Linked DNA regions of Homo sapiens: region 1 is linked to region 2. A link is an interaction called in ENCODE POLR2A ChIA-PET data of the cell type or tissue named here. Cell type or tissue: HepG2. All regions are shown on one strand. Region 1 overlaps MED15 (mediator complex subunit 15). Region 2 holds the start of MIR4761 (microRNA 4761).

Evidence for each region. Peaks named below come from ENCODE experiments on the same cell type or tissue, not always from the same donor. Only the 100,000 strongest peaks of a DNase experiment are listed, where the experiment ranks them.
Region 1: POLR2A ChIA-PET joins it to region 2 with 8 read pairs; 1 of 35 experiments calls an interaction of 5 or more read pairs at or near these places.

Annotation. Positions count from the first base shown.
Region 1 is chr22:20,550,904-20,555,903 of GRCh38, forward strand. MED15 (mediator complex subunit 15) reads left to right here. Exons shown (of 18, transcript NM_001003891.3): 3 at 533-584; 4 at 2,242-2,271; 5 at 4,033-4,245. Among named protein-coding and RNA genes, the nearest start is that of MED15, 46 kb to the left of the region's middle. RefSeq lists enhancers at 403-492, 3,240-3,409. In HepG2, a CTCF peak has its summit at 1,331; DNase peaks (open chromatin) are centred at 1,358, 1,918 and 2,298.
Region 2 is chr22:19,960,078-19,965,077 of GRCh38, forward strand. COMT (catechol-O-methyltransferase) reads left to right here. Exons shown (of 6, transcript NM_000754.4): 2 at 1,122-1,212; 3 at 2,450-2,738; 4 at 3,489-3,682; 5 at 4,091-4,222. The coding sequence starts at 2,450. It overlaps MIR4761 (microRNA 4761), which reads left to right and starts at 3,676; the gene lies at 3,676-3,757. RefSeq lists enhancers at 2,017-2,732, 2,733-3,448, 3,449-4,164. In HepG2, a CTCF peak has its summit at 2,363 (motif pointing right); DNase peaks (open chromatin) are centred at 2,414 and 3,114; H3K4me3 peaks cover 1,445 bases.

The DNA.
Region 1 (5,000 bases), 590 kb after region 2:
ATGAACACAGATTCTCCCGGAAAGCGCAGCCAGGGGAGGGCCGCCCAGATTTTCAGCAGATACTGCGTCATCAGTGAAAAGGCAGCAACAGGCTGGGCTGAGAAATGAAAGCCCTTCTTTACAGATAGTGCAAAGACACAGCGGCCCACCCACGGCTGCCTCTGACAGGCCTTGTGCCCTCAGGCCAGCGCCTCATCACCCCCAACCTGCCTGTCCCCTTTGTGATGAAGAGAGGGCACTCAAGATGGCTCCCAGCTCTCTCAGCTGAGTGCCTTTCCATCAGGGGAGAGGAGTGGCCGTTGGAGGCTCTCTGTCCCCTTCTTGTTTCTTTGTGCCTGTTATTGGCCAGCCTAGCTGAGCACTGACGGCTCTCTTCCGAGAGGCGGATTCCAGAGGAGGCCGAGCAAGCGTCTGAATCTGCCTTGCAGGATGGGCTTCAGCTCGGTGCCAGCAGGCGAGGGGGCGGGAAGGGGGAGTCCGATGACTGCGCTTCTTCATCTGGTATTAAACTGCTTCCTGTTTTTACTTTTAGGACGAATACCTTTCTCTCGTGGCCAGGCTCATTATCCATTTTCGAGACATTCGTAAGTAAGATTTTGCATTTCTGGGTTGTTGAGATCTCTGTGAGAGGCCAGCCCTGACGCTGCCTCGGCAGAGCTTTCTGGGCAGGCCGTGGTGCCTGAGTCAGAAGGTCTGTGTCACCTCACTTGCTTCTGGGAAGTTCTTCACTGCCTTGCATTTGACTCCAGATCCCTCCATCCTCCCAGAGCCTTGGCCTCAAAAATGCTGATTCTAGCATCATGGAAATGCTGTCCTCAAAGTGGTCTAAACGGGTTGCTGCTTCACTTGCTCACTTAATCTCCCTTTTCATAGGGCTGTTGTTTTTACTTCTGGGAAGTTCTGTTTACCCTGGAACAGAAACTCTCTTCCCTAAAAGTTGATTTTATTGACCCATGGAGGCCAGAGACACTTAGGCATATTTTCCCTCCAGACTAGAAGCTTCTGAGGAGGACCTCCTGAGTCTGCACCCTGGCTCCCTGCTGTGCTGAGGGCCCCCGTGTTAACCTCACGTTGTGCCTCCTCTGATTCAGAGGGCCCAGTGTGGTTCTGTCAGCCAGGCAGTGGCCCCAGCTCTACAGAAATGAGTTGTCATTGCATCCTAGGGCCAGGGTCTTCGTGCTTGTGTGTGTTACGTGGAAGTATGTGGACACCAAGTGTTCCTGGATGGCCACAGCCTGCGAAGGAAACTGGGGCCAGCAGCTGCTCTGTGTTTTCAGCCAACAATGGCTCCTGCCCACTGCCGCTGCATAACCACCAGAGGCAGGCTTCTCTTGACACAGGCCTGTCGTTGGAGCATGTGCCTGGCGAGTCCTATTTCTATTCCCCTGTGGGTTAGGGACAGGCAGCTGTACCTTCAGTGTGTTGCTGGGTCAAAGGGAGACATTGAGCACTCCAGAGCCTGGTAGGTTTTGCTTCTTTCCACACTAACTTTTCACCAGAATGGCCAGCAAAGTGAACTTCACTGATCTCACTCTCTGTGGTGTTGGAAAGTCACTGGGATGTGTAAGAGGAGAAGGAGCAGCCCAGATGATCTGGCCCAGATGCGCTGGCAGACTCCGCATGTTCTGCTTTCAGGGACAGTGGCCTGGCTGGTGCACACAGTCCTGTGGGGCTCATGAGGTCATGGGAAGCAGCCGAGCAGGAGGCTCAGGGCCCCATGACTGCTACAGAAGTTCTCCGCTGGGCACTGGGGTCAGCTGGACTGGCTTCCAGCTGGCCGTGGACAGCCTCAGTTTCCTCATCTAGGTAACAGAGACACTGCCTCACCAGAGTGGGCTGCAAAGGGAGGCAGTGTCAAGTCTTGGCACCACTCCAGCCCCGCCGTGGGTTCCTGTAGTGTTCTATTATTTGTTTGCTCAGGGCTGAGCTGAGACTCTGGACCTGGGAAAAAGGAAAGCCAGAGTAGGCCCAGGGTCCCCAACCCCAGAGTGCTTCAGCCTTGGGGGCAGCTCCCTAAGGCCCCAGGTTGACCCTGGAGCTACTCTGCACCCTCTGCCCCCAGGTCTCTTGTGGGGTCAGCGCTGCCAAGAGTAGAAACACTTCCCCCAGTAGTGGGGAGTACTAGGAGCTCCGTGGGGATTAAGGCTTGGGCAAATGCCTACAGAACTGACCTACCCATGGAAATATGTGGTTATATAAAACTATGTTTACTTTCGTTTTTTTGTTTGTGTTTTCATATAGATAACAAGAAATCTCAAGCTTCCGTCAGTGGTAAGAGTTTTCCCTTTTGAGTTAAAGTTTCTCCCAACTTTGGATTTGAGGTGGCAAGAATGACATAGTGCATGCCTCATGTGCCTGGGTTAACCTGTCACTAGAGGAGAATGCTTGCGGAGAGAACTCTGGAGGGAGGAGGCTGACCAGCTGTGCCCTGACCTCTCCAGCCTTCGTCTTCCTGCAGACTGTGAAGTCGCATGATCCTCCCCATCCCGTTTCACACAAATGCTGCCTTTGCCCAGCAAAAAGATAAACACTCACAAAGCTATTAAGACATTATCCAAAAGTGTTGAGCTCTCTGGTAGAGAATTATTATGCTGTTTTCAGTGTAATAATATGTAGTAGCATTTCTGAGAAAATGCTGTGAATTCACTTTTTTAAGTTACAAAGTTTCTTTGTAAATTTAGAAATCTGGCTGGGTGCTGTGGCTCATGCCTGTAATCCCAACACTGTGGGAGGCTGAGGCAGGCAGATCAGTTGAGGTCAGGAGTTCAAGACCAGCCTGGCCAACATGGTAAAACCCCATCTCTACTAAAAATACAAAAATAGCCGGGTGTGGTGGCATGCGTTGTAGTCCCAACTACTCAGGAGGCTGAGGCATGAGAATCGCTTGAACCTGGGAGGCTGAGGTTGCAGTGAGTTGAGATCGTGCCACTGCACTCCAACCTGGATGACTGAGTGAGACTCCATCTCAAAAAAAAAGTTTAGAAATCCATATTTTTAAATTTCAGCGTTTATCACATGAGGGGAATTCTGTCAATTCAGCCTTGGTCTCTGCTGACTAAGCTGCAAGGGAAGGGGTTTAACAGATCCAGGCTGGCCAACTGCATTCTGCCATTGGGAAGGGAGTGCACTGACCTCACAGGCTGCACGCCACTGTCTGCCCTGCCCTAGACAGTAGAGCTGTACATGCCAGCTGTCTCTGCCCATGTGGGTCTCACCTCTCAGCCAGGACAGGGATTCTTGGCCAACTGGGGCTGAGCGGCAGCAAGGGCATGTGGCCAGAACATCTGGGCCCCTTGGCATTGGAGCATGGGGTCCTGGGTACCACCCAGTTGTGTGGCATGGCGGTCCTGCCAGGACATACCTGTCTGTGGGTAGCTGTTTGCTGTGAAGTCCACACTGTTGTGACAATGGCATCCTTGTCCTTGGTTGTGGCATTGCTCACTGAGCTGCTGACCTGGTGGGCTTGGGACATTTCTCCTCAGTGCTCTGTGGAGCCCTCCTCTGCACCCCTAAGCTGTTCTGGCATGGTGGCCCTGCACACAGGGGCCCAGGCTGAGTTGGACTCTGCAACAGCACGAGTGGAGCTGTGTGTGCCTGTGGACTTGTGCCCTCCCTGGGAGAGCGTCCCCTGGCCACTGTGTTACCGCTTGCTCAGAAGGGCCCATCGTGCTTTGTACGCTCACCCAGCAGGAGGGCTGGACAGCCAGGAGAGGCAGGGGTTGCCACCTGCCCTCAAGGCCTCAGCCCATCTTTAGTGTATCTGCAGGCATCAGAGAGGTCATTTGTCCCTTAACATTAGGACTCTGGTCCAGGCCAGGCTAGAGGTATGGGTCATGCAGTGACCAACACACCTGGCGTCCTAGCCATTCATATTTGGGAGTCTCCAGGAGCCTAGTCTCTTACTGCTTGGGGCTGTGAGGGGATTGAGCCTGTAGGTAGGCGAGATCTGTGCTCTGTGAGCCTTACGCCCTTTGAGCCATGGTCAGTCTGGTAGGCCCTTTCCTGAGAAGCTCTGCCCTTGTGTTCCCACAGATCCTATGAATGCACTCCAGAGCCTGACTGGCGGACCTGCTGCGGGAGCCGCTGGAATTGGCATGCCTCCTCGGGGCCCGGGACAGTCTCTGGGCGGGATGGGTAGCCTTGGTGCCATGGGACAGCCAATGTCTCTCTCAGGGCAGCCGCCTCCTGGGACCTCGGGGATGGCCCCTCACAGCATGGCTGTCGTGTCTACGGCAACTCCACAGAGTGAGTACCACACTTCTTGGAGGATTTGCCGCTTTCCTTGCAAACGACAACACATTTTATTCCTGTGCTTATGATGGTATCAAGAAAAGCATGGAGAAGCTCCAAATCGCTCTGGTTTTTTTGTTTTTTAAATCTTTGTTGTATGTGGAGAGAAAAGGCTTCCAATTTTCGTTGAGCTCCCAGAAGGGTTAAGTGATGCTGGGCCCTCCTCCTCCTCCTAGCCCTGGGCAGGAGGGTGGGGATGGCCTGAGACTCCATCCAAAGGTTTGTGTTTTGTGGCTGAAATAGATACAGTGTGTTTCAGAGGGTTCTCAGCTACAAGGCAGGGCTGAGTGCCAGCAACCACAACTCCACTGTCTGCCCGAGCTCTGGGCACCATCTCTTCTAGTGCTGCCCTTGCCCCTTGGTCACCATGGGTGTGGCTTGCAGCCATATTATCTTCTGGCTTCCTTTCTGTGAAGGAGACTCTGTGTCCTCTCCACACGGCTGCTGTGGTGGGAAACTGGGCTGTGATCAGGTGTTATAGGTGAACCAAAGCTGCTCTAAAGGGGAGGCAAAGAACCTCCCTCTTCTTTCCAGGACCTGTCTTTTGAGACGGGGTCTCGCTCTGTGGGCCACATTGGAGTGCAGTGGCACAATCACGGCTCACTGCAGCCTGGACATCCTGGGCTCAGGTGATCCTCACACCACAGCCTCCAAAGTAGCTGGGACTATAGGCTCACAGCACCGCGCCCGGCTAATATTTTGTATTTTTT
Region 2 (5,000 bases):
ACTGCCTGCAGATTTATGAACAGACAGACCTAGAGATTAGAGATTCAAAAGCCAAATTCTTACACAATTCAAGTATTAACGCAGATTTGGATTTATAATTTGGGACTCCAAGGTCTACCAAGTAATTTGCTGTTTCAGAATAGCCCTTTTAATTTGGGGTATATATTTCTAACACTGTTTTTTAAATATGGAGAGTAAACAAAATGGCCCATTATCTGACCACACAAATACTAGTAGTCATTATAGATAAACCATAGCAGATAAATAATAGTAAACAAAGCAACAGGCTGTGTCATAGGAAATCCCCACCATGAAGAAAGGAGCAAGGTGGAAAGTTCTGGCTGCTTCAGGTCTGCATGGTCCCTCTCCACCATGGTTCCCCCTGTCATCTTCCTGCCAGAATAAGGACACTGTCCTTAGGGAAGCACCATCTCTTGTTTTTTCCCCACGAGCCCTGTGGGTCATGGCACGTCCTGCCCCGCTGGGAAACACAGTGGGCCACGGGTTTCCCTGCAGGCCTGGGACCCTTCCCAAGGGTAGCAGCAGAAGGCAGCACGATTCCCACTCCTGCAGCTGTGGACAGGGGCACCCCCACTGTCACTGAGCCCTGCACCGGGTTCCATCACCTGCTCGGGGCTCTGGCCTTTGGCCTTTTCCTGTGAGCTGCATGTTGGCCACTGTGACCTATCTGTCTCATCATCTTTTTCTTACTGGTTTGTGTATGTTCTTGGTAAACTAGCCCTTGGTCTTACACATCATTTCCAAGGTACTAAGGACTCTTCAGGGGAAATACAACTTGAGCAGAGTGGTTCCCTCCTCTTGTGGTTCACAAGGTGCAGGTGCACACACACATAGCCCACAGGGCAGTGTGGACAGGGACCAGGAGACTGCCCCTGGGGTCCCTGGCTGGGGGACACTAGTAGGGATGTCCCTTGGCCTCTCTGAGGCCTTCTGCTGTCTCTTCTGAGGCCGGAAAGGCGAAGCACTGCCCTCGCCCTGCTAGGGAAGGCTCAGGCCAGGCTGGCCCTATCCGGGGAAGGGGCTCAGGTATCTGGACCTTGGTCATCGCCAGGTTAGGGTTTATGTTGATGATTATCCAAAGGCAAAATTGATTTCCACAGAAATAACATCTGCTTTGCTGCCGAGCTCAGAGGAGACCCCAGACCCCTCCCGCAGCCAGAGGGCTGGAGCCTGCTCAGAGGTGCTTTGAAGGTGAGTTGGCCAACGGAAGCCGGGGCAGTGCCAGGGTGGGTACAGATTCCGGCCCGGTGCATGGGCACAGGTCTGCTGAGCACATGTCCACTCTGCCTGTGTAAATAGGCCACATGGCCTGAAATCCCCTAGAAGCCTGGTGTCCGCATGACCTCCCCCTAGGGCGGAGCCTCTGCTTCCCTGTTCTCTTCTGCTCTGTCCTCTGGTGCCCTGAGGCTGGCCTCCAGGGGTGTCCCCTCTGTGGCCCTAGGCCTGCCTCCTTGCCTGGGTGTGCCTTTCTAAAATGGAGCGTCCAGCAGAGAGTGGGATCTCCTATGCCACTGGGAGCCCAGGGCCCCATCCCAGAAAGACCTCTGAGTGAGCACAGGGGCCCTAGAAGAAGTTTCCTTGTGTCCTTCCCGTTTTAGGGTCTGTGACCTGAACCCCTGGGCTTCTGCCTCAGGCCTCCTGTGCTCTGCTCTCTGCCTGCTGGGTCCCCTCACCAGGCTTCTGTCTGGTTCCCAGGCTACCTGCCTGGAGGGTCACACCAGGAGGATTTCAAACAGGTTTCAAGTGGGGTCACTTGCCATCACTGTGCCCCACGAGGTACACTGTTGTGGGCGGCAGGGCTGGCCTTTCTCATCTGGGACATGCCACGTTGCTGTTCCCAAGGGGAGTGGTGAGTGGGTCTGTCCTGGTGTGCCTGGCCTGGGGACTGCCAGTGTCCTTACTTGGACACTCAATGAAAAGGCCACATGAATCCCTGGGGCGTCCAGAGCATGGGTGACCAGCACGGGCTCACCACATGAGGCCAAGGGGCTGCACCATACAGCCTCTCCTTTGGCCACCCGTGACTACCCCCAACTCCGGGCCATGGGGCTTCCCTACCCCTGGGTGTCCTCTAAGCCAGCTGGGAGACAACAGCCTGAGTCCGTGTCTGCTTCTGTATTTTGTGTGGTTTTAGAGGATCCCTGGGCTGCCTGGGGAAGCACCCAGGGCCAGGGAGTGTGACCCTGCAGGCTCCACACAGGACTGCCAGAGGCACACACCTGCTCTGTCTACCCGAGGGCACCAGAGGGCACGAGAAGGCTGGCTCCCTGGCGCTGACACGTCAGGCAACTGAGGCACAAGGCTGGCATTTCTGAACCTTGCCCCTCTGCAAACACAAGGGGGCGATGGTGGCACTCCAAGCAAAGGGGCGTGTGGGTGCTGCAGGAGGAGCACAGAGCACTGGCGCCCCTCCCCTCCCGCCCTGCAGATGCCGGAGGCCCCGCCTCTGCTGTTGGCAGCTGTGTTGCTGGGCCTGGTGCTGCTGGTGGTGCTGCTGCTGCTTCTGAGGCACTGGGGCTGGGGCCTGTGCCTTATCGGCTGGAACGAGTTCATCCTGCAGCCCATCCACAACCTGCTCATGGGTGACACCAAGGAGCAGCGCATCCTGAACCACGTGCTGCAGCATGCGGAGCCCGGGAACGCACAGAGCGTGCTGGAGGCCATTGACACCTACTGCGAGCAGAAGGAGTGGGCCATGAACGTGGGCGACAAGAAAGGTGGGGTCCGGGCCAGCAGGTGCTCAGCTCTGGGACAGGGACCCAGGACCAGGCATCAAAGCCCTTACAGGAGAAGCTGTTATCACCCCATTTCCAGGGGGCTGGGAACCCTGGGATATGCCCAGATAGGGCTGGGGGGCTCCTCTGGAGTCCCAGGGTGCCAGGGTCCCTGATGACCCCTGCAGGCCCTGCTGCCTGCTGCCCCAGGACAACAGGCCCCCACACTCACAGGGTCTGACGGTGGTGCAGTTCCCCTTGAACTCTGTTCTGGCCACCATGGGACCTGCCTGGGGACCAGTCAGACAGGTTCTCCTGGGCCCGCCTCCCGCTTGAACTTCAGCCTGGGGCACAGGATGTGTTACCGGGCTCACGGAGTGACTCAGGGAACTAGTGCCGCCCCAGGGCCCCAAGGTGGGCGGTTCGGTGATTCAGAGAGGGCAGCTCTGTGTTAGGACACACTGGGGCCAGCCAGGAAGGGTGGAAAAGATAGGGACCAGCGTGAGCATAGAGGCTAAGGGACCATGGGAGCTCCAAGCGCGCTCACAGTGGGGACCAGGTCCTGGGGGCTGGGGACACCAGGGAGGTGAAATACCCCTCCAGCGGGTAGGGAGGGTGGGCAGAGGAGGGCCAGCGGCCAGGCATTTGGGAGGGGCTCCTGCTCTTTGGGAGAGGTGGGGGGCCGTGCCTGGGGATCCAAGTTCCCCTCTCTCCACCTGTGCTCACCTCTCCTCCGTCCCCAACCCTGCACAGGCAAGATCGTGGACGCCGTGATTCAGGAGCACCAGCCCTCCGTGCTGCTGGAGCTGGGGGCCTACTGTGGCTACTCAGCTGTGCGCATGGCCCGCCTGCTGTCACCAGGGGCGAGGCTCATCACCATCGAGATCAACCCCGACTGTGCCGCCATCACCCAGCGGATGGTGGATTTCGCTGGCGTGAAGGACAAGGTGTGCATGCCTGACCCGTTGTCAGACCTGGAAAAAGGGCCGGCTGTGGGCAGGGAGGGCATGCGCACTTTGTCCTCCCCACCAGGTGTTCACACCACGTTCACTGAAAACCCACTATCACCAGGCCCCTCAGTGCTTCCCAGCCTGGGGCTGAGGAAAGACCCCCCCAGCAGCTCAGTGAGGGTCTCACAGCTCTGGGTAAACTGCCAAGGTGGCACCAGGAGGGGCAGGGACAGAGTGGGGCCTTGTCATCCCAGAACCCTAAAGAAAACTGATGAATGCTTGTATGGGTGTGTAAAGATGGCCTCCTGTCTGTGTGGGCGTGGGCACTGACAGGCGCTGTTGTATAGGTGTGTAGGGATGGCCTCCTGTCTGTGAGGACGTGGGCACTGACAGGCGCTGTTCCAGGTCACCCTTGTGGTTGGAGCGTCCCAGGACATCATCCCCCAGCTGAAGAAGAAGTATGATGTGGACACACTGGACATGGTCTTCCTCGACCACTGGAAGGACCGGTACCTGCCGGACACGCTTCTCTTGGAGGTGAGCCCCAACCAGGATGGCATCCGTGCCAGCTGCTGCCCAGAGCCCATTCAGTCAGCCTCAGCCTCTCCAAAGAGCCAGGCATTCCAGTAGAGCCCTGTGTGGACACAGCTCGCTCTGGAGGCACCACCTGAGGTCTGGGAGTGTGGGGGACTGAGGAGGCCCTGTGGTGGGTGGAGATGGGTGGGGAGCTGGGCCAGGGGCCTGGCTGGGTGGCCTGTTGGGAACTGGGGAGCCAGCTGCCTGTGCAGGTGCAAAATGGGTGGCAGAAGTGGGGTGCACACCCCAGACCAGACACCAGGGCAGAAACGGCACAGGACCAAGGAGATGGGGTGGGGAAGGGCCGCTCTGGGCCCAGCCTGCTCTCCCCCAAGCAAGCCACTGCTCGTGCAAAGAAAGCATGTGTCTCCTGCAGATCTTCCTCCTGAGGCCCCATCTTGTGCATTCCCCCAACCCAGCCCCACTGGCGAGGACCCTGAGTGCCCCGAGTGAGGCTAGACAGCGGGTGGGGCTGTCCTCGCTTCCCTGGGGGGCGTGGGGCACTGGTGGCCCTTCACAGACTGATGCTTAAGGAGCCTCACATCAGTGACACACTGCCCCATCCCTCCCTGGTGGTCAGCGACACTGAGTGGCTCTGTGATCCTCCACTGGGCTTGGGACACCCACCCTCACGGCCTCCCCACCTGGTGCTCGCTCACCTGCAGCTCTCCCAGAAACTGGACACTGCTGTTAGCAGCCGGACTAGGAGCACGAGGGGCACAGCCCCCATGCCTGGCTA